Linked DNA regions of Homo sapiens: region 2 is linked to region 1. A link is a loop called in an ENCODE intact Hi-C map of the cell type or tissue named here. Cell type or tissue: Caco-2. All regions are shown on one strand. Links, peaks and the distances in the headings refer to the core of each region. The heading gives the core; the rest is flanking DNA. Region 1 holds the start of ANKRD42 (ankyrin repeat domain 42). Region 2 overlaps LINC02951 (long intergenic non-protein coding RNA 2951).

The links. Peaks named below come from ENCODE experiments on the same cell type or tissue, not always from the same donor. Only the 100,000 strongest peaks of a DNase experiment are listed, where the experiment ranks them.
Region 2: it touches region 1 in a loop (5-fold over the local background); 34 of 110 quality-filtered maps call a loop at or near these places.

What each region holds. Positions count from the first base shown.
Region 1 is chr11:83,187,272-83,200,007 of GRCh38, reverse strand. It overlaps ANKRD42 (ankyrin repeat domain 42), which reads right to left and starts at 6,296. Exons shown (of 11, transcript NM_001300975.2): 1 at 5,280-6,296; 2 at 1,366-1,529. The coding sequence starts at 5,337. It overlaps ANKRD42-DT (ANKRD42 divergent transcript), which reads left to right and starts at 6,339. Exons shown (of 3, transcript NR_149009.1): 1 at 6,339-6,541; 2 at 8,840-8,953. PCF11-AS1 (PCF11 antisense RNA 1) reads left to right here and starts at 12,524. Exons shown (of 1, transcript NR_133914.1): 1 at 12,524-12,736. It also overlaps a transcript of PCF11 not described here. RefSeq lists enhancers at 5,320-5,679, 6,200-6,309, 6,370-6,589 and a silencer at 5,887-6,065. In Caco-2, for the core only: no CTCF peak of the experiment used is centred there; DNase peaks (open chromatin) are centred at 5,477, 5,537 and 6,297; H3K4me3 peaks cover 3,495 bases.
Region 2 is chr11:83,080,780-83,093,515 of GRCh38, reverse strand. The region is part of intron 2 of LINC02951 (long intergenic non-protein coding RNA 2951); the gene reads left to right. Among named protein-coding and RNA genes, the nearest start is that of LINC02951, 10 kb to the left of the region's middle. In Caco-2, for the core only: CTCF peaks have their summits at 4,313 and 6,291 (motif pointing left); no DNase peak of the experiment used is centred there.

The DNA.
Region 1 (12,736 bases), core at 2,607-10,606:
GCCAAAGTGCAGAACAAATAGGAATGTGGGAGGAAACAGCAGAGAGAACCACCTACCCACGGATACCAGCTCACAAAGAACCATCAGGCTCCAAAGAAAGGCACAAGTAAAAATCCTTTGTTTATAATAACATTTAAGTGAGGCACACAAACTGGTAGAGGGAGAGTCTCTGAACCAGATTTGGTTACAAGAAGCAAAGAAGTACAAATAAAGAAGATATCACACAGGACTGCCATACTCACAGAAGGAAGTCATGTGTGTGTGGTAGGGGTAAAAAGACAATGCATTGTCAACAGACCTATTGTAGCTTATAGGCTGGGGAAATGTAGCTAAAATAAGCCCCCCATACACATAACCTTGAATCATGAGAAAAGTGCTAGTTAGCCTTGGACAGAGCCCAAGGATCAGATTTGCATTAAAATACTCACTAAGCAGTTAGTACTAGCTAAAAATTGAAACCAAATAAATATCCAACAATACAAAAACAGATAAATTCTGATACCAGTCTAAGAATAGAATAAACGACATGGCTGAAAGAAATGAACTAGAGTACATATATGTAACCATATGGATAAAACTCAAAAACATATTGTTGAACAAAAAAAAGCTAAAGAATAATATACATAATGTGATATCATTTATATAATGTATGTCATTCAAAATAATGATATAATCATATGTAATAACAGCATAAAACATAGATAGGAATAATAAACACCAAAATCAGGGTAATAGTTATCTCTGGAGTTGGAAGCAGAGGAATGGCACCTGAGAGGGGTACTTAGGGACTTCAAATGTACCTGCAACATTCCATTCCTTTTCTAAAAATCTGACACTACTAAAGCAAAAATGTTAGAATACATATTCATTTTATTATCCACTCCAAGTAATCCTCTATGCTCACCTTTGGAACCCAGTCACCATATTGTGAGGAAGTAGAAACTAGCTCACATGTAGAAACCTCACAAATAGGCCCACAGGGATGAAGTTTAAGGTGCCTAATCCATAACCAGCATCAACCACCAGAGACATCTTGAGTGAATAAGCCTTCAGAAGAATCTAGCCCCAGCTTTTTAATATTCCAGCTGAAGCCCCAGATATCATGGAGCAGAGACAAGCTGTCTCCGGGATCCAAATTCTTGGGTTTGTTCATGAGTATAAATAAATCATTAGTTTATTATGCTAAATTTTAGGATAATTTGTTATAAAGCCCTAGCAAAGTGGAATACCCAAATATTAAACTGACTATGACTGAAAAGAAAATATATGCAGTACCTACCATAAGGTCTCAGCCCTGTTTGCTAAATTTACAAAACTGTTATAGCTAAAACTTACCTCAGTTTAGTGATATGTATAGTTTCTTACCTCCAAACTTCCAGAATGTGCTGCCCAATGTAAAGGGGTAAACTTATGGAGAACATCAAGTTCATTAATGCTGGCTCCACGTACCACTATTTCTGAAAGCTGCTTTACATCTCCAGCTCGTACTGCATCATGTATGCTGCCAAAATGCACCTTCTTCCTGGAACCTATTGAAAAATCAAATTACTTACAATGTACTACAAAACTATGAAAGAAAAAAAAAGACTAAAACAGTGATATAACAGAAAGCACAAAATTACTTTGGCTTTCCAAATAATTTACTACAAAGATGTTTGTCATTAATATCTTAAACAGACTTCTGGTTCCAACACTGACATGTAAAAAGCATGGAAGTTGACACTCCCATCCTTATAGGGAAAAATGAATGAACAGAAAATGAACAACTTTTCTTGGACCCATCAGAGAACTGAGGTCTCAGGGCAAACTGCCACCCCAAATCTGGAGAGACAAATACAGAAAAATACAGTCCTGGAGCCATAAAGTGGTAGAAGCACTTACATGGTAATGTTGATGACTTGCCAGAGGTTGAGTACATACTAGCCAAAGAATGAGAAACTTCTAAGGGCCACACTCTTACCTAGGGAGCCACTACACTTTCATAGATTTTACCTTCAGAAACCTCACCAGGTTACCATTGTGAAAAGCCAGGAACTCATGTTTTTGGCAGTGAGAAGGGGAAAGTAACCATTTTGAAATATGCCCCATGTGTTGTTCTCCATAACAAAGGCCTCCCTAGTGAAAAAGACTTCACCAGAGCCTCATCTCATACATGCAAATATATTTTATCAACATCTTTCTTATATTTCTAATTTATGTCTTACACTAAGAAAGGAATGGCAGGCCACGATTTTTAATTCACATACTCTTAGTGCTTCATATTTTATAATTTAATTAATAAGCATTGTGAACCAGAGGCAATAAAGGTATCTAAGCACGAACAGATAACTATTAGAGAAGAATGAAGGAGTAAGCAGTTCAACTTCAGCATTCTCTAAATAAAACAGGCATGATTCCTGACCTGAAGTTGTTTTGAAAACAGCTCACCAACACATCTGGCAAATGATCTGTGCAACCTTGTACTACTATTTATCTATGTACATGTCCTCTCTCCACAATCAGAATGTTAATTTCTTAAGGGCAAAAATAATATTTTACACTGGAATTATATCTTACTTTTATTACATCTTTTTATATACTCTAATTATATCTTTGCTCTTAGCAAACTGCTATAACTGTACTCAAAAAGCCTTTCTGAACATCTACCATGAGTCAGGCACTATGATAACATGATAGAAAATGGACATGGATTTAATACATTTTTTTTCCGCCAACACATTAAAATCTATTTGGATAAATACATAATGAAAACAAAAACCTGACAGCAATGTCCTCAGAGAGTACAGGTAAAATTAAGGAGAAACAAAACAAGTCACAGAGGAGGAGGAAACATTCAAGCAAGACCTTGAAGAACAATTAAGATATATGGCAAATGGGAACGAGAGCATCTGTAAGGTGTGCACATGTACACATACACACACACACACCTTTAATAAACGTTCAGTGATGTTAATCCCTAGGCCGGACCTTCATTCTTCTTTAAACTAGCACAGCCAGACCTACAAATGATGTTCTATCCACTCTACTTATTTTACACAGAGACACTCCTCTAATCCATCTTACACAGACCAACTATCCTAATCACTTCATGCCCCTACTCTAAACTGCCACTGGTTGGTCACTGCTACTCTACAAAACAAAACCCAAACTCTCAGTATGACCTCTATGGCCTCCCATAATTTGGCTCCATCTAATTTTATGGTCTTTTTTCTCACTACATTCCATCCCGATTTATTCACTCATCCACTCATCCATCTACTCAACGTAAGTCTGGTGTCTACCATAAGGATAAAAAGATGAAGACACCCTCAAGGAACTCACAGATTAGTAGAGAAGATACAAACACAAAATACAAAATAATGTGGTAAAAGCAACGATGGAAATATTCATAGGAACCTGTGGAAGCACAGATGACTTCAAACTCAGCCAGGGTAGGAGGGAAGGGGAACACAGAAGGATTCCTGGGGAAAGTTACATCTAAGATAGAATCTTCAAGGATTAACAGGAGTTTGCCAAGGCAAGTAGGAGCAGTGAGTAGGCCTAAACAGCATGAACAGTAGGACATGGTCAAGAAACCACACACACACACACACACACACACACACACACTCTCACACACTCACACACAAATCCTACTACTAAAGTATTAAGGGGATAAATAGGCTAGAACTAGACAAGAAACAGACAATGGTGAAACTTATTTTTAAAAACTTGGACTTGAGCAGACAGTGGAGAATCACTGAGGAATTTTAAACAGAAGAATTATAATGATTGAGAGCTGTAAGGCTGAGTTTACAAGGCTAAATTCAGGGAAGAGAATTTACTGAATGGGGAGCAAAAAGGCAAGACTAAAGAGTAGGTTGATTGGCCGGGCGCGGTGGCTCACGCCTGTAATCCCAGGACTTTGGGAGGCCGAGGTGGGCAGATCATGAGGTCAGGAGGAGACCATCATGGCTAACACAGTGAAACTCCGTTTCTACTAAAAATACAAAAAATTAGCCGGGTGTGGTGGTGGGCCCCTGTTGCCCTAGCTACTCGGGAGGCTGACGCAGAAGAATGGTGTGAACCTGGAAGGCGGAGATTGCAGTGAGCTGAGGACCGCGCCACTGCACTCCAGCATGGGGGACAGAGCAAGACTCCGTCTCCAAAAAAAAAAAAAAAAGAGAGAGAGAGAGAGTAGGTAGATCATGTAAGAATACAGTTTACAATAGTCTAGACCAGAAAAAATGAGACTCTGAACACTGGGAAAAGAAAAGGAGAAAGATTCAACAAATATTAATAAAATTAGAATGAACTAAACTGGAATGGATACAGTGGGTGAAACAAGGGAAAAGTAATAAGATAACTCCAAGGTGTGTGGCTTTATCATCTGAGTGCTGTGGTGCCATTAGTTGAGACAGCAAACACTGAAGGACAGAGAGGATATATAGATATAAAATTACATTTTGGACATGCTGCTCTTGAGGTACCCAAGGAAAATTTCCAGAAGGGAGATATCTATATATATGTTTGCAGCTCCGAGGAGAGATACGGAATTCAGGTCTCAGTGTTACGTGTGTCTCTGTATTAGAATGCTTTTTCTGACACCCATACTCACCCCCTACTGGAATCAGTGGCATTCTACCGTCCTTTATAACACTGATCTCACTTGTCATTATTTGCTCAGCATTTATCTTCCTCACTAGAAGGTAAAGAATGTGCCTGTCTTCTTAAGTTCCTTAAGACGGAGCACAAAGTAGGCATATGCAGTAAATATTTACTGGATGGTTGAATGAGTAACCGATTTGAGGGCCACCAGTAGGACTGAAGTCACAGTAAATGACAAGAAAAAGAGAACCAATGATGGCATCATCAAGGGGTAAAAGCTGCATTTAAGAAGATGGCAGAAGAAAAGAAAACGGTAAGGGAAAGGGTCACTCAATGGAGTGAAAGAAGAAAACTAAGTAAGTACTAATTTGTCACCTCCACAGGGTCAAATGCTGCAGGGAAGTCAAGGAAGAACTTAAAAGGGTCCGTCCATTAAGACTGAACAAGAGTTGATGTCAAGCTGGGCAAGAAGACTCGGAGGAATAGTGTGGATGGAAAAAAGGAAAGAAAGCGGAAATAATACAGAACAGGGGAGAGCTGAACAGCTTTGGTATCCCCTGAAAATAAATTAAAAAGGGAAAGGGGGGAGTGACGGCTGAGAAAAGGAAATGCCAGAAAGGGCTAAGGCTGTTGCGGGCTTAAGTGAGAAAAGGAATACGACAGAGATGAAGGCCAATGACAGTCTGACTCACAGGGGTTTGCAGTCTCCCTAGAGGAAGTGGAGGGGCCTGAATTGGCCACCCCGGGCATGGCGCAACACCTCCGACTCTGGGGAGGAGTTGAGTCCAGGCCCCTGATGCTGCGGCGGTCTTCACTTGCTCTCACCCACGAGCCACTGCAGCGGCAGCGGCCCTCTTCTCCGTCGTCACTAGGACGGGGCCCAAGGTCCTCTCTTGCTCTCTCCCAGAAGCTGCAGCGGAAACCTTCGTCTTCACTTTCTCTCTCCCAAAAGCCACTGAAGCGGTAGCTGGCGTCTTCACTGCCGCTCACACCAGAGGAGTCGCTGGCTGCGTAGCCGCGGTCTCCACTTACTTCCTCCCAAGAACTACCAACGCTGTGGCCGCCTTCGACACTCCCTCCCTCCCAGGAGCCACTGAAGCGGCGACTGCGATCGTCACTGACTCTATCCCCGAAGTCACTAGTTCGCGGGTCCCGAATGTCACTGACTCCCTCCCAAGGACCACTGAGGCGGAGGCCTCGGTCTTCTCTGGCTGTTCCCCTGGAGTCGGTAGTTTGGTGGCCTCCAACTTCACTAAAATTCACGTCGCTGCTGCAGAAGGTGCTGTCTCCCCTAACTCTCTCCCAAGAGCAGCTGTGACTGTGGCCACTATCTCCCCTAACTCTCTCCCTAGAGACGCTGCGGCAGTGGCCGAGGTTTTCACTGACCCTTCTCAAGTCACTGCGGGAGAAGCCGGCGTCTGCACTTAGGCTTCCTGCAGCGACCCTGGAGCGGCGGTCGCTCTCTTCACATTTTCTTTCCCCGTCGTCGCTAACTCTTTCCCTAGACTCGGCGCCGGAATGGCCGTGTAGACCGTTTATCCTCCACACGTGGTGGCTAGTGCGGCGGCCACCGTCTTCGTCTGCTACTCCCTGCGAATCGCCGTAGCGGCGGCCGCCTTCCGCTGGTACTTTCTCGGAGTCTCTTTCCAGCCTCCCGACTCCAGCCACTTGGCTGGAGAGGCAGCAGGGCCGTCGCCTTGGAAACGAGTACACTTCCGACGTGCTGAGGTCATTTCCCGTTCCTCACGGCCCACGCTACTTCCGGTTTCCTTTCCCTCAGCTATTCCATGGCTTTTCGTGTGGACAAATCGGGAGGTGGTGTAAACTGGTTTTTGGTGAAATTCGGCTCGGCCTCATGCGAACCTATCTAGGTCCGTCTCTGGAGTGGCCTGTCATCGATCGCGCCCTCCATCGCTGAGCGACACAAGTGGAACCCCCCAGGACTGCATTCTGCGTAGGTGACCTGTGTGGCGCGGGCCGGGCGGGGCCTTTTTGTCCTTGGGCAAACGTGGTATACTTTCTCAGTGGTGGTTGGAAGGAAATTTGTTGCCCTGTCATTTCGCAAGTATGGAAAAAGACCTAAAGGAGAATTTAGCAGCTGCAGCCGCTGTTTTTATTGCGTACTTTACTAGCGCCAACTCTTTAATAATCGCTTGTTAGTTGTTACCCCTGTTTTATGGGTCAAGAGACTCAATATATCAGTACTTTGGTAAGGCCAGGCAGCAGGTAAGTTGTAAAACCAGTAAAAAAACACAGGTCATTAGTCAAAAGAGTGCTTCAGGTCTCCTGACTCCAAATCCGAGAATCCTTTCACTGTAGCATGTTTACTGCTCAAATATTTCTACAACCCTATTGCTTAACAACAGGAATGAATTATTTCACCATTTGTTGCAAACGTATGGGTCACGTTTTGTGCCAGCAGCAGAAAATACAGAAATTAGTAAGAATTACCTGCCCTCCAGGGGCATCACCAACCTGGATTCCCCTCTCGGCCCAGTTTTTCCACCCTTATTGCCTTCTCCCTTCAGGAATAATGAACTCGTCCTGGAAGCGTACCTTACTTTTTAATATCTCTGCCTTGTCATGTGCTGTTCGTCTTACCAGGAAACTACCCTGCTTTTCCCCCAGTTTTGGTCTGTGAACACATTTGGGAAATTCTTCTGATCCTACCGCTACTCTCTTGAGGTACAGTAAATTGTCTTTGACTTCCATCACCTTTTGTAATATTACAATTGCCATCTACTGAGTTCCTATGATCTGCCTGGCATTGTACTAAGTGCTTTATATTTTCTTGTTCATTTTTTTATGCCAACATAAATGAGTTTGACTCAATTCTTATTATAACCTGCCAAAATAAGTATTCCTCTTCCTTTTTACAGAGAGAGAAACAAGGGAAAAAAAAGTTAATTGCCTGAGGATATACTGCTAGTGTTGCGGGACAAATAGAGACGGGAGAGGCCAAACAGAATTCAGGACAACCCTTTATTATTAAGGTGATCACTGGCTCAGTCGGACTGGGGTCCAGAAAGTCTGAGCCCGGAACAAAGGGATCAATCACCTTTTAAGCAATTTGTGGCGGGAGTTTGGTGCTACAGGAAGCCTACTTGCAGAAGCAAGAACAAAGGCAGTTAATTATTCTTTTACATTTGTTACACCACATGTCTTACATCCTTGGGAATGCATGCTTTTGTAGCAATTGCTTATCAACCTTGTGACTTTACAGCGCGCTAGGGAGGGAAGCAGGAACTCGTGGTGCCTCAAGGAACGTGAAACGGTGGAACACAGATAAGCCTCTCCGTGCGTAGAGGAGAAATAAGCGGTTAATATTCTCTCTTAACCCAGGCCTCCGGAGGGTGGGGGGCTATATTTCATTCTACCTCTAAGGAAAAGAATAAACTTCTTGACTAATATACTTATAAAATTCATTAATTCCCCCTTCACTAGTAAATAATAAATACCTGACTTAGGATTCCAAAATAGGTCTTGAATTTTTCTGCAGGAGCTCCTCAAAGTCTCTGAATTCCCACAACCTTTTATTAGATCACTTATCCCATTGTATTATAATTATCTGTTTAACAATTTTTCCTCACCCCTAAAGGACCCTGAGCTTCTGGAAGGTAGGGACTGTATCTTAAAATCTTGGCATTTCTGATGTCTAGAATATTTCATTTAAGAGAAGGGCTTAGTAACTGTTGTGTGGGTGGGTTGATGAGTTAACTGTCAGGCAGGTGAACTAATAGGCTGAAGATAAAGTTTTTCACTGTTGGAAGTGAATTTGGGATTAGTCATCCTAATCCCCTCACTTTTAGAGATGGGGCAACTGAGTCATGCGCGGTGGCTCACGCCTGTAATTCTAGCACTTTGGGAGGCCAAGGTGAGCGGATCACCTGAAGTCAGGGATTTGAGACCAGCCTGGCCAACATGGCGAAACCCCATCTCTACTAAAAATACAAAAATTAGCCAGGCATGGTAGCAGGAGCCTGTAATCCCAGCTGTTCGGGAGGCTGAGGCAGGAGAATCACTTGAACCTGGGAGGCGGAGGTTGCAGTGAGTTGAGATCGCGCAATTGCGCTCCAGCCTGGGCGACAAGAGCAAAACTCCACCTCAAAGAAAAAACAAAACAAGACATGGGGCAGCTGAGGCCTTTTGTATACCAGGCATTTATCGAGTTATTCATGTGGGCCAGTTTCTGTGATAAATGATTTGCAAATAATACCCAACTTAATCTGTATTGTTATTTTTATTTTTACAGATGAAGAAACAGCTCAGATTTGACCAAGATCACACAAGTAGGAGTTGAGGAATTGGAACCCACTATGACTGACTCCAAATTAATATAGTGTTTATAGCCACTTACATAATAATGGTAAAGGTTTTATTTTTTTCACTATACAATATGTAGTAGATAAATTTACTGAGGAAATGAGACAGCACGTGACAAATCCTTAAAGGATACACACATGACAGGAAGGATTAGAAGAGGAAACAGAAACAGGTAACAGAGAAGCAGAAAAAGTAAAATCTCCCAAAATAAAAATAGAAGGAATTAAAAATAAAAGCAGACTCCGGGTGCAGTGGCTCATGCCCAGCACTTTGGGAGGCCGAGGCAGGTGAATCACTTGAGGTCAGGAGTTTGAGACCAGCCTCGCCAACATGATGAAACCCTGTTTCTACTAGAAATAAAAAAATTAGCCAGGTGTAGTGGCGTGCACCTGTAATTCTGGTTACTTGGGAAGCTAAGGCAGAAGAATCACTTGAACCCGAGAGGCAGAGGTTGCAGTGAGCCAAGATCATGCCATTGCACTCCAGCCTGGGTGACAGAGCAAGATTATAAAGTCTTCTCAATAAAATCGTCTCAAAAATAATAAAAATAAAAGCAGAAGTTAATGAAATAGCAAATAAAATTGATGATAGTAATTAGCTGGTGTTTGAAAAGAACAATAAATAGAAACTCAACAAATCTGAGGAAGAAAAGGAAAAAAAATGGTATTGGAAACAAAGGAGCCCATGGACGGAGGATGGCTTGAGCCCAGGAGGTTGAGGTTGCAGTGAGCCATGATTGCACCACTGCACTCCAGCCTGGTCAACAGAGCTAGACACTGTCTCAGAAAAAAAAAAAGAAACAGGCCGGGCATGGTGGCTCACGCCTGTAATCCCAGCACTTTGGGAGACCAAGGCAGGCGGATCATGAGGTCAAGAGATCGAGACCATCCCAGCCAGCATGGTGAAACCCCATCTCTACTAAAAATACAAAAATTAGCTGGGCGTGGTGGCAGGCGCCTGTAGTCCCAGCTACGTGGGAGGCTGGGGCAGGAGAATTGCTTGAACCCCCAGGAGGTGGAGGTTGCAGTAAGCCGAGATCGCGCCACTGCACTCCAGCTTGGCGACAGAGTGAGAGTCCGTCTCAGGGAAAAAAAAAAAAAAAGGGCAAAGGGACATCTTACAAAGGAGACTGTGAAAATCAGAAAGAAATTATTTTGTATAACATTATACACGTTGAGCACCCCTTATCCAAAATCTGAGATTTTCAGTCCTTATCCAAAATCTGAAATCCTTATCCAAAATCTGAGTGGCTGAGATCACGCCACTGCACTCCAGCCTGGGCAACACAGCGAGACTCTGTCTCAAAAACAATAAAGTGAGTGTGGTCCAGAAGAGATTAAGAAGCTAAGAAAAGCACACTGGTTTTAGCAAGAAGTCATTGATAATAAGAGTAATTTTAATAAAAAAGCTAAGATGCAATATCCAGACTGCATGGGATTTCAAGGTAAGTGCCTGACTATGGAAGAAATTTTTTTTTCTTTTTTTTTTGAGACAGAGTCTCGCTGTGTCACCCAGGCTGGAGTGCAGTGGCGCAATCTTGGCTTACTGCAAGCTGCCTCCTGGGTTCACTCCATTCTCCTGCCTCAGCCTCTCCGAGTAGCTGGGACTACGGGCGCCCACCACCACGTCCAGCTAATTTTTTTATTTTTAGTAGAGACGGGGTTTCACCGTGGTCTCGATCTCCTGACCTTGTGATCCGCCCGCCTCGTCTTCCCAAAGTGCTGGGATTACAAGCGTGAGCCACCGCGCCCAGCCTGGAAGAAGTTTCTTAAGTGAAACAGGGTTCAGAATACATCCTGGAGTGGTCATCTCAGTATTCTAGAGAACTGGAACCTTTTGTGAGTAGGAAGGAAGGTATGATTCCAGTTAGTAAATATGACTAGTCCTCCACTTCTACCTCAGTTTTTCTAAAGTGGGGTGATAAAGCAGGATATCATAAATCAGCTTTTTATATCTTGTTTCAGAGAAGGGAGCAGGGCCAACCCCAGGCAAAAACAAAAAACGAAGTGGATATTGGTGACAGTCTGTACTCCTTTCTGCCTATGTGCCATTTTCTGTTATTTCCCAGTCATTCTTGTTCTTCTTTTGGTGCTCACTCCCAAATCTTCACAGGGGTACTCCTTGGGTACCTTTTGGCTCTTATTTAGCTACTCTTCCCCACCTGCTCAACACAATGCCCATTATCTCTGGGAGCTGACCCCATTTAGGATTAGGAAAAAACTTCCCAATTCTACAAGAGTGCAGGTCTTTCTTGATAATAGTCTTTATTTTCCATTTCTACCTCCATTTAGGCAGCTACATTTTTCCACCTGCAGCATGGTTAGATGCCTCCTCAGATTTTCCTGAATATTTTGTGTAAACCTCCATTAGGTTGCTTACTTGGTACTAAATTGTAAGGTCAGTCATATAAAAAATATGTATATACTAAGCTGTTATATGAGAATGTTTTAATTTTTTATATGTAATTCCTTATTTTTCTTCCCAAAGCTTTTTATTTTTAGCTGAATTGCAATGAGATTGCTTTCTATTTTCCAAAGCATCAAAGTTGGACATTTTCAGTGGGAAAATTACACTAAAACCAGGAGGATATAAACTTAATGAAATCTTTAGATTTTAGGAAACACATACTTTTCCTTTTACTTGTTCTCTCAAACTTCAATTCAATTTAAAAGAAAATGTTCCATCATCTCTGAGGCTTCATTTAATTTTCCTTACTGCACTTTACAGTGTTAGATTACTACTTCTAGCTAACAGTGTTATGTATTGACTCTTTTTCTATCTTTGGGGATGCTGTTGATGTTGATTTCTGAATTATTTACCAGATCTGGCTGTTCATTAGAAAAAACTATGGAGCTTGAATACTAGAAGTGCCCCTGAATGCGAATCAACTAAATGAGACTCTCCAGAGATTAGGAATCTCTTAATATTCACTAATTCTAAGCCAGGTGTAGTGGTGTGCACCTGTAATCTAGTTACTTGGGAGGCTGAGGTGGGAGACTGGCTTGATCCCAGGAGTTCGAGGCCAGCCTGGACAACCTGGTAAGGCCCCATCTCTAAATTTAGTATTAAAATTTGTTTTAAATTCACTATAATTCTAATGCACAGCCAAATATGGGGCAGATCTGGATCACTGCCTTACATCTGGCCTTCTACCTCAAAGAGAAAATAAGAATTGAACTCAAACCCAACTGTAAATACTAGTGGCCATCTTGGAGAACACTGGCCCACCTCCATTCCAAAGCTAAATCCTTCCTGTGCTTTTATTTTTTTTGGCAGACAGTGTCCCTCTGGTTTTTCATATATTTGGTAGCGACGGAGTTTCACCATGTTGCCCAGGCTGGTCTTGAACTCCTACACTCAAGCAATCTACCCACTTCATCCTCCCAAAGTGCTGGAATTACAGGCATGAGCCACTGTGCCCCGCCCCTCCTGTGCTATTGTTGATACTATCTTGTTACAACCTTGAGACTGGTATACCGGTCATCTCCATCTTCAACCCATTTCTCCACTGAGCTCCTCTTAACATGCTAATGCCTCTCCTATTTGTCTAACTACAATTCAATCTCTGGAGTTAAACTTCATTTAAAAAAATAGCTTTTAATATTTTGTTACCTCTCATCCACACTACCCATTGCACCAGGTGTTGGCACCCATACTCAGCTGTTCTTAGGTCAACAGTTAGAGTATTTCTGAGTCTTACATATTTTCTTGACTTCATTTTGTTGACTACCTCGTCCATTGAAATTTTCTTCCTGCGCACACCTGTAATCCCAGCACTCTGGGAGGCCAAGACGGGCAGATCACTTAAGGTCAGGAGTTCGAGACC
Region 2 (12,736 bases), core at 3,125-11,124, 110 kb after region 1:
GGATAGGAAAGTATTTGAAGGAAAAATTTAAAAAATGAATAATGACTAATGTTTCAAGAGTGTTTACTACATCTCAGGTACTGTGGTATACATTTTTGTTTAATCCTCACGACAACCATATGAAGTAGGTACTCTATAACTAAAATCCCCATTTCACGAACAAGAAAACTGAGGTCTAGTAATTTATCTACAGCTGAGTGGTGAAGTCAAGATTAGATTTCAGTTCTATCTGACTCTAGGACCCATATACTTAACTGTTGTTGTATTGCAGAATACTTAAGGTTTAAATACTCAGTTTTCAGCCCTGCTTAGGGCTGGCTCTGTGTTTTATTGCCAAACTCAAAACAAGCTGTATATATTTGGATTAGAGCAAACATTGCCTAGGGCTTTCACAAACACCTCATGGAGACCATCCTGTTCCCTCCCCCACAAGACTGTGCCTTCGGAAAAGCAATGTGCTTAGTAGCACCAGGAATCAGATCCTTTGAAGTATACAGCCCATGAAATCAACCTGCCTGGACTTTGGCCCATCTGCCAGCTCTGAGTCAGCTGGCAGGAAAAAGGGCCAGAGGCTCAGATGTAATCAGTTCCTAAACAGGCCCAACTACACCACCTCCACCTTCTTCAGCCTCTCTTATCCTTCCAACCTGATTTCACCACAAGAAACCTGTTTGTGAGGGAGGGCACCACATCTCTCAGAAGTGGTCCAGTGTTTCCCCATTAATGCCTCCCTCATTAACTCCCTGCCATGGACAGCCATACTTAGATCATAAACAACAGAAAATATTAATGCTAATTAATTCTGGAGGCACTGGCAGTCTGTTGGAATAGAGTGCAGACTTTGGAGTCAAATCAGCCAGGTTTCAAAGTCCCAGCTTTCCAATAGTGCTGGGCAAATTGTATAATCTCTAAATTTCAGTTTTCTTATTGACAAATTAGGGAACAAGAATACTACCAGTATTTTAAGGAGTTGTTATAAAGATTAAATGAGAAATATGAATGATGTGCATGTAATGCCCTTGGAACAGTGCCTTTGCTCATAGTAAGCATTCAAATGTTAGCTACAAATGGTGTGGCTTGTGGCAAGTGAACAATGGAGATTCTATCACTCTCCATCCAGAAAGTTTATGTAAAAATTTAAGAGCCCCTGGTGTATAGTAAGTACTCAAAACATTAATCCATTTGATCAACGAACTCCGTTTCCCACTTTAATAATAATAGTAAACAACTGGAGTTTCTAACATCACAAACCTAGGTGAGAGTCAGTTTTGCAGTCATGTATAAAAGGGAAACCAGTATTGAAGATTAGGCAAGCATCCAAATAGCTGTTCTGGCTAGACTATATTAGGCCTAAAGATTCTATAGCAAGGTAGGCTGGGCGTGGTGGCTCACACCTGTAATCCCAGCACCTTGGGAGGCCGAGGTGGGCAGATCACGAGGTCAGGAGATCAAGACCATCCTGGCTAACATGGGAAAACCCCGTCTCTACTAAAAATACAAAAAAAAAAAAAAAATTAGCTGGGCGTGGTGGTGGGCACCTGTAATCCCAGCTACTCGGGCGGTTGAGGCAGGAGAATGGCATGAACCCAGGAGGCGGAGCTTGCAGTAAGCGGAGCTTGCGCCACTGCACTCCAGCCTGGGCGACAGAGCTAGACTCCGTCTAAAAAAAAAAAAGATTCTATAGCAAGGTAAGGACCAGGTGGATACTTAGACAACTTTGTAATTTACACAGCACTTAGTTTTCCTTTCACCAATGTGACCTTCACAACTTTATGGGGTAGTTCTCATATCATATTTGGAATTTTTAAAGAATACTTGTTTTACATGTCATTCTCCTCCACTAAAAGACAAGAAAATTTTTTTCCTCATCTTCTTCTATCCAGATAAAATTTCACATACAAGGGCAATGGTCTAGCAGAGTTTAAAGTGAGTTTTTTTTCTTTTTCTTCTTCTTGAGACAGAGTCTCACTCTATTGCCCAGGCTGGAGTGCAGTGGTGTGATCTTGATCCACTGCAACCTTGGCTCACTGCAACCTCTGCCTCCCAGGTTCAAGTGATTCTCATGCTTCAGCCTCCCGAGCAGCTGGAATTACAGGTGTGTGCCACCATGCCAGGCTAATTTTTGTATTTTTAGTAGAGACGGGGTTTGTCGTGTTGGCCAGGCTGGTCTCCAACTCCTGACCTCAGGTGATCCACCTGCCTCGGCCTCCCAAAGTGCTGGGATTACAGGCCTGAGCAACCACGCTTGGCCTCAAAGTGAGTTCTGAATGGGGAGAGGTACAAAAAGAAATAGGAATCATTCCACCTAGAAAGCCAGACATATGCTACCCATGAGATAATTTATCTGTAAAATCGCATAATTTGTACTTCAAAAGACTAAAAAAGATAAAGTATATAATGCTGCTGATCTTTTGGTTGTAGTACATATTAATGAACCTAAAAGCAAATTGGATGGAATTTCCACTCATAAAAAGGAAGACTGAACATGACCATTTGTTAATGGTCAAGAGGCATGGTGTGATTTTCTCAAGTCTATAAAGGACCAATAAAGCATGGCAGAACCATATAGCACTATAAATTAATGGAACTATGCTTTTAGTCTACCTGGATACCCAGAGATGTTTCCAGGGCTGAGTTCTTGGGTCATGTGAATGGATTACAGAGGGGCTGCAAACAGTTTAAAATCATGGGTTTTACACAAATATAGATGTGGGAATGGTTAGAGTGAGGGGAGGGACTTGGCTGTTTCCTTTTGTGTGTGGCAGGGGAGGGAGGTAACATCCTGGATGTAGCCATAGCTTTTATAAAATTTTTATAAGTCCATGGATCCAAAACATTAAGAAACACTACTATATGCATGATAAAAATCCCTACTTATTCAATAAACATTCACCAAACACTTACTACATAGAGACATTATGCTGTCTTTGTCCTCATAATGGAGGATAACATGCAAAACAAAAATTCTGAATAATTCCAGTGATTTATGGCATGAAGTCATTTTTTTCTTCTTGCTATCAATACAAGCAGACTCCCTTTGTGATGTCTTTCTACCTGCTTATCTCAATGATCTAAAGAAGATCCATGTTATAAAGTGTCTAACACATAGTAGATCCTCAAATGTTAGTTCCTTGCCTTTCACTTATCAATTTAAAGCCACATTTATCTTCTCCCCTTCTTCCTCTCTCTAGTGTTTCTTTTAATTTTTATTGAAATGAGATCCTGCTGTAGGAATATGTTATCCAGAGTCAGAGCAGGAGGCATGGTGTGATTTTACCATATCTATGCACCTATAAAGTACAGCAGCAGTACAAAAGCCCTTAAATAACGTAGGTTAAATATCAAACGTTTTGACATATAAAAGGTACTGAATGAATAGTGGCTAATAAAAATAAACAACAAAAAAATCAAATCAGAAGAACAGCAGCTGCAGACTCAAAGGAAGTATGAATAGAAAAAACACTGGTAAGTTTTCACAGGTTTCATAGTCATGAAATATGAAAACTACAAGGAAGTTTAGAGTATATAAGTCATTCTATACATGAGAAGACTGAGGGTCATACAGCTCTATCCACTTGAAGCCAATTCAGATCAGGCTTAACTTTGCTATGCAGCTTCTGACATCAAACTACATGAAATCTGAAGAGATCATAATGCTTGCTAGAATTCGGTTATTAATATCCCAAATGTGTCTCTCTAGTTAAAACTAGAGGACAAAACCTTAGGGGAAAAAAACTAACACATACACACAAGGGTTTTGCTTCTAGCTGGAGAACTCTGAAATGGACCTTGGTATATACTCAGTCCAACCTTACTATTTTACAGATTATGAAATTGAGGCCCAGAAAGGCGTAGTGACTTTTTTTTTTTTTCTTTAGATGCAGTTTTTGCATTTGTCGCCCAGGCTGGAGTGCAATGGCACCATCTCAGCTCACTGCGACCTCTGCCTCTTGGTTTCGAGCAATTCTCCTGCCTCAGCCTCCCGAGTAGCCGGGATTACAGGCACCCACCACCATGCCTGGCTACTTTTTTTTTATTTTTAGTAGAGACGGGGTTTCACCTCAGGTGATCCACCTGCCTCAGCCTTCCAAAGTGTTGGGATTACAGCCATGAGCCACTGCGCCCAGCTGGGGAAGCGACTTTTGAAGAGTAAATTACTTATTCTGTATAAGTTCAGTACAGAATCCCAGGTCTGTAGCTCCCAATTAAGATAGATCATTTTTTACATGAAGGTCACCCCTCTACAGGACTCATCTCTTTGGTGCCCTCTATCTTTGAGAATCTAGGTCTCTTATATTACTCAGAACACACTACCCATATCTATCCTTCCATGCGCATTGTTCCATCTCAGGCCCTAATCTCCTCCTTAAGCCTTCAATCCCATCCTCTATCTAATCAAACACACACACCCTTTACCTTTTCTGAGTCCTAATTCTTTTTCTTTCATTTTTTGAGACAAGATCTCGCTATGTGCTCAGTCTAGTCTTGAACTCCTGAGCTCAGGCCTCAGCCTCCTGGGTAGCTGGGACTACTGGCTTATGCCACAATGCCAGGTGGAGTCCTAATTCTCTTCAACAGTTTAAACTACAAGCTAAGGTACTAATGATCAATAATGGTATAATTTAGCATTTCCTTGCTTATATTTCTACAAGGCTATTTGAAATGGCACTGTCTTAACCCAAAAAGGCATACTTTTTGAATAAGGAATAACTATATGAAACATTTAAAGTGTTTTTTTGTTTTTGTTTTTAGACAGAGTGTCACTCTGTAGCCCACTCACAGGGTGGAGTGCAGTGGTGTGATCTCAGCTGATTGCAATCGCCACCTCCCGGGTTCAAGCAATTCTCCTGCCTCAGCCTCCCTAGTAGCTGGGACTACTGGTGCACTCCAGGCGCACTGGCCCAAACGTTACTTTTTGAAAAATAACCATTTTTAATCACAAAAATTATAAATGAGACAGCTCAAGAGGATTTTTTTTGAGGTGATAGAATTGTTTAGTATCTCAATTATGGCGGTGGTTATATGATTCTTTGCATTTGTCAAAACTCATAGAATTGTATACCAAAATATGTAAATTTAAAAATTAACAATACTTTTTTAAAGAGGAAGAAAGTAATTGCATAGTCTACTGATGCCCCTTAGTTTTCCTGCCCAGAGGCAATCACAATGCAATACTGGTCTTCTAAAGAATCAGCTGGGTGTGGTGGCTCACACCTGTAATCCCAGCGCTTTGGGAAGCCAAGCCAGGAAGACTGCTGGAGCTCAGGAGTTTGAGACCAGCCTGGACAACATGGCAAAACCCTGTCTCTACAAAAACTTAGCCAGGCATGGTGGTACCCATCTGTAGTCCCAACTACTCAGGAGGCTGAGGTGGGAGGATCACTTCAGCCTGGGAGGCAGGGGCTGCAGTGAGCCAAGATTGCACCACTGCACTCCAGCCTGGGTGACAGAGCCAGGCCCTGTCTCAAAAAGAAAAGAATTCTTTTTAACAGGAGAAAAAGCACAGAAAATTATTTTTTTATTGATACATACATAATAGATGTATATAATTTAGGGTACATGCGACAATTTTATACATTTATGTAATTTGTAAAGATCAAATCAGTGTACTAAGAATGACATTGTAATGCTAGAAATGTAGTCACTGAGGCAGACTTATTGGACAGATGTTTTTGGAAATGACGACTTTTTAGTCCTTGTAAGCTGATAAATCCACTATTCTATTCAAGGTAAGGTTGGCACTTATTGGGGCAAATGAAAATGAGAAAATTAGGGAGTAAGGTCTGGAGAAGATAAGTGAGAATTAACACTGACACTAAAATTTTAACATTCAGGGACTAGAGCCAAAACAATAAATACATTTAAAAACAAAGATTGCATAAGAACAAAAATGTGATTGTTTTCAAAGGTTACAGATTTTATTCCAAGGCTGTGCTGAAAAAACATCCTGCTTGGTAGCCTACCTGGAATCAAATATTCTCTCCCCTTCCTACTAATATTACTCATATGTCTAATTCAGTTTCTATACAGTTCTTAGTGTTTTTTCAGTTATATGTCATTCATGCCAACATATCCATTTTACCCATTTAATTGATACTGAATGATTACTAAATGTAAAATTAATAGTTCTGGTATTTTATTGCCATTACAATATTTATATTATTCTACTGTAGCTTTTTTGGCTTGCAGATCTATTTTCCACCTCTCCCCGCCAAAACTGTCAGACTCATATTGGCATATCTGTGTTTATTTATCTTGGAATCCCTAGAACCTACCTTGTATATTATCTGACACCTAGTGGATACCGAATGAATATTTACTGAAGAAACAAGAGCCCTGTTTTAAGCAGAAGGAAATGTGAATACAAATATGGTTGAGCTCCTGCTTTTAAAAGAACTTACAACTTGCTGGTCATGTACAGTCAATATAATTAGTAGGCCACATGCATAGGTGGGTAAATAGAGGACAGAGGGTAGAGAAAGACTGAATGTAGTCCGATTACATGAAACAACTTATCTTAACATTCTATTACAAACATTAGTGCTAGGGTATGTAACAGGAGACCCTTTACTGTCCTTTCATAGACCTGTGCTGATGATAGAAAACCTTACTGGGTGACAGGAAAATAGATTGGATAGATATAGCATATCTAAAAATGTTCTAATTGTATTTTATTTTTAAAGAAACTGAGGATGAAACAGCCATTGACAAGACTGCATATTCTTGGAATCTGTTATCATAAAGAATAAGGTCCTAAAGGAAAACAATTTATTTCACTAAAAAACAAGTCTGACTGGGCGCGGTGGCCAGCACTTTGGGCCGAGGTGGGCGGATCACTTGAGGCCAGGAGTTCAAGACCAGCCTGGCCAACATGGGGAAACCCTGTCTGCACCAAAAATACAAAATTAGCTGGGTGTGGTGGCGCAGTGCGTAGTCCTGGCTACTCCAGAGGCTGAGGCAGGAGAATGACTTGAACCTGGGAGGCAGAGGTTGCAGTGAGCCGAGATCGCACCACTGTACTCCAGCCTGAGCAACAGAGCAAACTCCATCTCAAACAAACAAACAAACAAACAGAAGAAAATCCCCTAGTCTTTCTGGAGATATTTCATAGGCTTCTTTCAGAAGATAAACTTAAGTGTTAACAGTAATGGCTTTATGGTCATAGCATTTACTACACGATGACATAAAGCTCAACCATCAATACATAATGTTTTATTCTCCAATACTATGGTCCTCTCCTGATCCTTTCACACACTAGTTCTGATGTACTGAGAATTGAGGACTCCAATTCAGTTTCCTGTTGAGGCGAGGTAGGATTTCATCAAGAAATGTTTTATTTCCTTGATTGTCTGAAACAGTGCACTTTGCTAGTGCAAAATCTGTCACAAAAGAATTGGATAAGTGGGAGGGGGGTGTAAATTGTTAAAGGACTAAGCAATCCATCAGAGTTTTATAATTTAACAACTTACTTATCCATTAAGCAATTATTTCATGCCTACTGCTTATGTGCCAAGCAGAAGAAAACAGCATATTACCTACTGGTAACAATAACAAGTGGCTGCCAAGGCAGCTTAGTGGTTTATGAGCCAGTCATTTTGCAGCATTGTGCTAAAAGGGAGGGAGAGTTAGAAGGTAAAATCAAGTCGCTTCTTACATGTTATCATCAGCTTTTGGGGAGTATCGTGAATTTTATTTTTTATTTTTAGTTGAGAGACAAGGTCTTGCTCTGTAGCCCAAGTTGGAGTGCAGTGGCATGATCATGGCTCACTGCAGCCTCAACCTCTTGGGCTCAAGCGATCCTCTCACCTTAGCCTCCCCAGTAGCTAGGACTACCAGCACGTGCCACCACAACCAGCTAATTTTTAAATTTATTGTCGAGATAAGGTCTCCCTATGTTGTCCAAGCTGGTCACAAGCTCCTGGGCTTAAGCAATCCTCCTGCCTTGGCTTCTCAAAGTGCTAGGATTACAGGCATGAAAATGTTCATTCATTTGTTCTGTTGTGTACCAAGTGTAGTGGATATAGTCAAGCTTGGATATTAAAACCTATATATTCAGGTATTAATAAAGGAGCTAGATCCTCCCCCAACCTCATCCCTGATGAAACAAATGAAAATTTAGTAATTTTGAAAAAGTATCTTAGTCTTCACCATGAGAAAAATGAGATCTTCCTTAAATTCACCTTATAGTGTAAATATTTTGATTTTAAATTATATAGGTTAAGGCATCAAATTTTTCACTGCTTAGGTGTCTACAGATTTCAGTCAGGCTTTGGATACAACAGTGAAGAAGACAAGCTCCTATTAAAAAATTTTAACCAGGGTTCTTAATTAGGAGTTTATAGATTAATTAAAGGGGTCCATTACATCTCTCTTTTATTTTGAGACAGGGTCGGGCTCTGTTGCCCAGGCTGGAGTGCAGTGGCGTGATCTCAGCTCACAGCAATCTTTGCCTCCCTGGTTCAAGTGATTCTTCTGCCTCAGCCTTGTGAGTAGCTGGGACTACAGCAGGCCACCATGCCAGGCTAATTTTTTTTTTTATTTTTAGTAGAGACAGGGCTTCATCATGTTGGCCAGGCTGGTCTCGAACTCGTGGGCTCAAATGATCTGCCCACTTTGGCCTCCCAAAGTGCTAGGATTACAGGCATGAGCCACCATGCCTGGCATCTACTTTCAATAACTTCTAATAAAATGTAAACATAGCCAGTCAATCACAGTAGTTAGCAGTAAATGTGACTGTCACAATTAAACTGATTATTTCCATATCACATTACAATTGTTGCAGATAAGTTGAAATATTTATGCTCACCACGCTACTGTGTTGAAATTATAGTAAGGCCACTGCTAGATCTTATTCATTAATAAACCACATATATTTCTATATCAAATTTTTTTGGTAACTATTTCAATATTCTTGGATCCTTTTGTAATTCAATGTACTGTACTTTATATGTTTAAAGGCTTTTTTAAAAAAAAGCGGTCCATAGACTTCACTAGATTGACAAAGAGGTCCATGACACTAAAAGTTAAGAGTAAAATGGTTTAGACGGCCATAGCCATCTGTACCTCTAGGGGCCTTATACTTCATATTTACTCAACACATACTTCCAGAATGAAATAATTTAAAGTTGGTTGAAATTGTGCCCCCCAAATATTAATACTTTGGTTGTCTACAATAGAGTACTGTAGAGTTGCTTCTTATTCAAAAGCTTCCTTTTTTTTTTTTTTGAGACAGTCTTGCTCTGTCACCAGGCTGGAGTACAGTGGCGCGATCTTGGCTCACTGTACTGCAACCTCCGCCTCCTGGGTTCAAGTGATTCCCCTGCCTCAGCCTCCCGAGTAGCTGGGACTACAAGCGCATGCCAGCATGCCTGGCTAAGTTTTTGTATTTTAGTAGAGATGGAGTTTCAGCATGTTGGCCAGGATGGTCTCGATCTCCTGATCTCGTGATCCGCCTGCCTCGGCCTCCCAAAGTGCTGGGATTACAGGTGTGAGCCACCACACCTGGCCATTCAAAAACTTTTCTAAAAAAATCAAATACTTTAGATCAAGTTTTTTCCACCTTGCGGCCCAGGACAGCTTTGAATGCAGCCCAACACAAATTCATAAACTTTGCTAAAACATTGCTTTTGTGATTCTTTTTAAAAACTCATCAGCTATCATTAGTGTTAGTGTATTTTATGTGTGGCCCAAGATAATTCTTCCAATGTGGCCCAAGGAAGCCAGAAGATTGGCTGCCCCTGATTTACATGAAACATAGAATGGATCATAGTTTATCTCCCCAAAAGAACTTTATTATACGTCTTTCTAGATAAGCAATACTTGCTCATGTGGCTGGACTATATTCTTTACTTAATATCATTTTAAAATATATTTTTTGAGACAGGGTCTAACTCTGACACCAAGGCTGGAATGCAGTGGTGTGATCTTGGCGTACTCCAACCTCCACCTCCTAGGCTCAAGCGATCCTCCCACTTCAGACTTCCCAGTAGCCAGGACCACAGGCACACACCACGATGCCTCTACTTTTTTTTTTTTTTTTTTTTTTGGTAGAGACAGGGTTTCGCCATGTTGCCCAGGCTGATCTCGAACTCCTGAGCTCAAGCAATCCACTCACCTCAGCCTCCCAGTGTTGGGATTACAGGCGTGAGGTGCCACACCTGGCTCCCCAAAATATATATTTTTAAGAGACAGGCTCTTACAATGTTGCCCAGGCTGGTCTCGAACTCCTGGGCTCAGGCAACCCTCCCAAAGTGTTGGCATTATAGGCGTGAGCCACCACACCTGGCCTCTTTGTTGAGTAACTATGTACATGCAAACATTAAAAATTTTGGCAGGCCGGGCGCGGTGGCTCACGAGGTCAGGAGATCAATACTATCCCGTCTAACACAGTGAAAACCCGTCTCCAGTAAAAATACAAAAAATTAGCCGGGCGTGGTGGCAGGCGCCTGTAGTCCCAGCTACTCCGGAGGCTGAGGCAGGAGAATGGCGAGAGCCCGGGAGGCGGAGCATGCAGCATGCACCCCGTCTCTACTAAAAAAAAAAATACAAAAAATTAGCAGGGTGTGGTGGCACATGCCTGTAATCCCAGCTACTCAGGAGGCTGAGGCAGGAGAACGGCGTGAACCCGGGAGGCGGAGCTTGCAGTGAGCCGAGATCGAGCCACTGCACTCCAGCCTGGGGGACACAGCGAGACTCTGTCTCAAAAAAACAAAACATTGAAAAAAAAATTTTTGTTATCTCTGTCTTGGAATTGCAGCAAGAATAAGGGGTACTGGAGCACAATTTAAATAACAGTGATTTAGGAACTATTTACCTTGGTGCTTTCAAATAAAATTAGGAATTGGATTAGGTGGAAAAATAAACTAGTAGCTTATTAAAAATGCAGATTTTAAAAATCATACATTGTGATGGTTAATACTAAGTGTCAACTTGATTGAAGGATGCAAAATACTGATCCTGGGTTTGTCTGTAAGGGTGTTGCCAAATGAGATTAACATTTGAGTTAGTGGGCTGGGGAAGGCCCACCCACTCTCAATCTGGTGGGCACAGTCTAATCAGCTACCAGCATAGGTAGAATATAAGCACGCAGAAAAACGTGAAGAGGAGAGACTGGCCTAGCCTCCCAGCTTCCATCCTTCTCCCACGCTGGATGCTTCCTGCCCTCAGACACTGGACCCCCAAGTTCTTCAGTTTTCAGACTCAGACTCTGGCTCTCTCTTTTCCTCAAGCTTGCAGCCAGCCTACTGTGGGACCTTGTGATCGTGTAAGTTCTCAATAAACTTAATAAATATATGTGTGTATATATATGTATCTCCTATTAGTTCTGTCCCTCCAGGGAACCCTAATACATACATTGTATAGAAAAAAATGCAGATTCCTAGAACTAACCCTCAGATTTTTAAGCAGTATATTCTGGTTGGGAAACCAGAATCTGCATTTAGCATATATCCCAGGAGATTCTGATGTTGGAAGTTTGCAGACCATGCTATGGAACTAATATTACAGAAAACCTTGTATTTGGTGCTCTGTTAAATGTTACCTCCTTTTAAAGATATGGAAGGCTTCAAAACCTAAATTTGCCAAAGTAGACATAGTTGCTAACTATCAGAGCAAGAATTCAGAACCCACAACTGACTCTAAAGCAATTCTTAGCTATGCCTTTGGACTTCTTACAGTTCTAACACTCTTTAACTGGGCCACAGTGCTTGTACTTACTTCAGGTATTTGCAGATCAAATCTTGAAAATGGTTAGATTGGCTGGGTGCGGTGGCTCACGCCTGTAATCCCAGCACTTTGGGGGGCCGAGGCGGGCAGACCACAAGGTCAGGAGTTCGAGACCAGCCTGGCCAACACAGTGAAACCCCGTCTCTGCTACTCGGGAGGGTGGGGTGGGGGAACTGCCTGAATCCAGGAGGCGGAGGTTGCAGTGAGCTGAGACCGAGCCATTGCACTCCAGCCTGGGTGACAGAGTGAGACTGTTTCTAAATAAATAAATAAATAGAAAATGGTTATATTACTCAGATAATACTTACTTTATCTCAATTTTTAAACTGTCAGTGATAGAAGTAGACAGTTGAAGTTTATATACACATATGCAATATTTGGTATATATAGTATCATTTACTAAGACAGGTATTTTGGTAAAGTTAAAACTGAGGGGATATTGCTTTATAACACCTAAGGTACAGAAAATCATACTTCTCATGATAAAGAGTGGCTTTTTTATAGATGTATTTTCAGTGAATCCTAGTTAAAAAAAATTTTTTTAGCCTCAAATAAAGTGATCTCACATGATAGTACTTAATATATCCATTTAATTCTTATAGCAACCTAGCGAGGAAGATTTTATCCCTACTTCACAGACAAAACTGAGGCAGAGTTAAATAACTTGCTTATAGTCAACAGTGATTGGCCGAAGTGTCATTTTAATCCTAGCTGACTGGCTCTGAAGTCTACATTCTAAGTTGCTACACCATATTACCTTTTGGGTACTTATTAAGCATTTTTCATATATTTCCTTAATTTTTATTTAATCTCAGAATGATGAACATGCTTAAAATCATGTAATGTGTTTAGATTCAAACGCAAGATTTTTGTTGCTAAACCCGAACTCTTAATGACTAACAACTTCCCATGATCATGGAGTAACGACCTTAGGTGGCTTTATTAATCATAATGCATAGTATAAATACCGTGTGATAGGCTGTATTTCTATTTTGACTTTAACTAGTACACA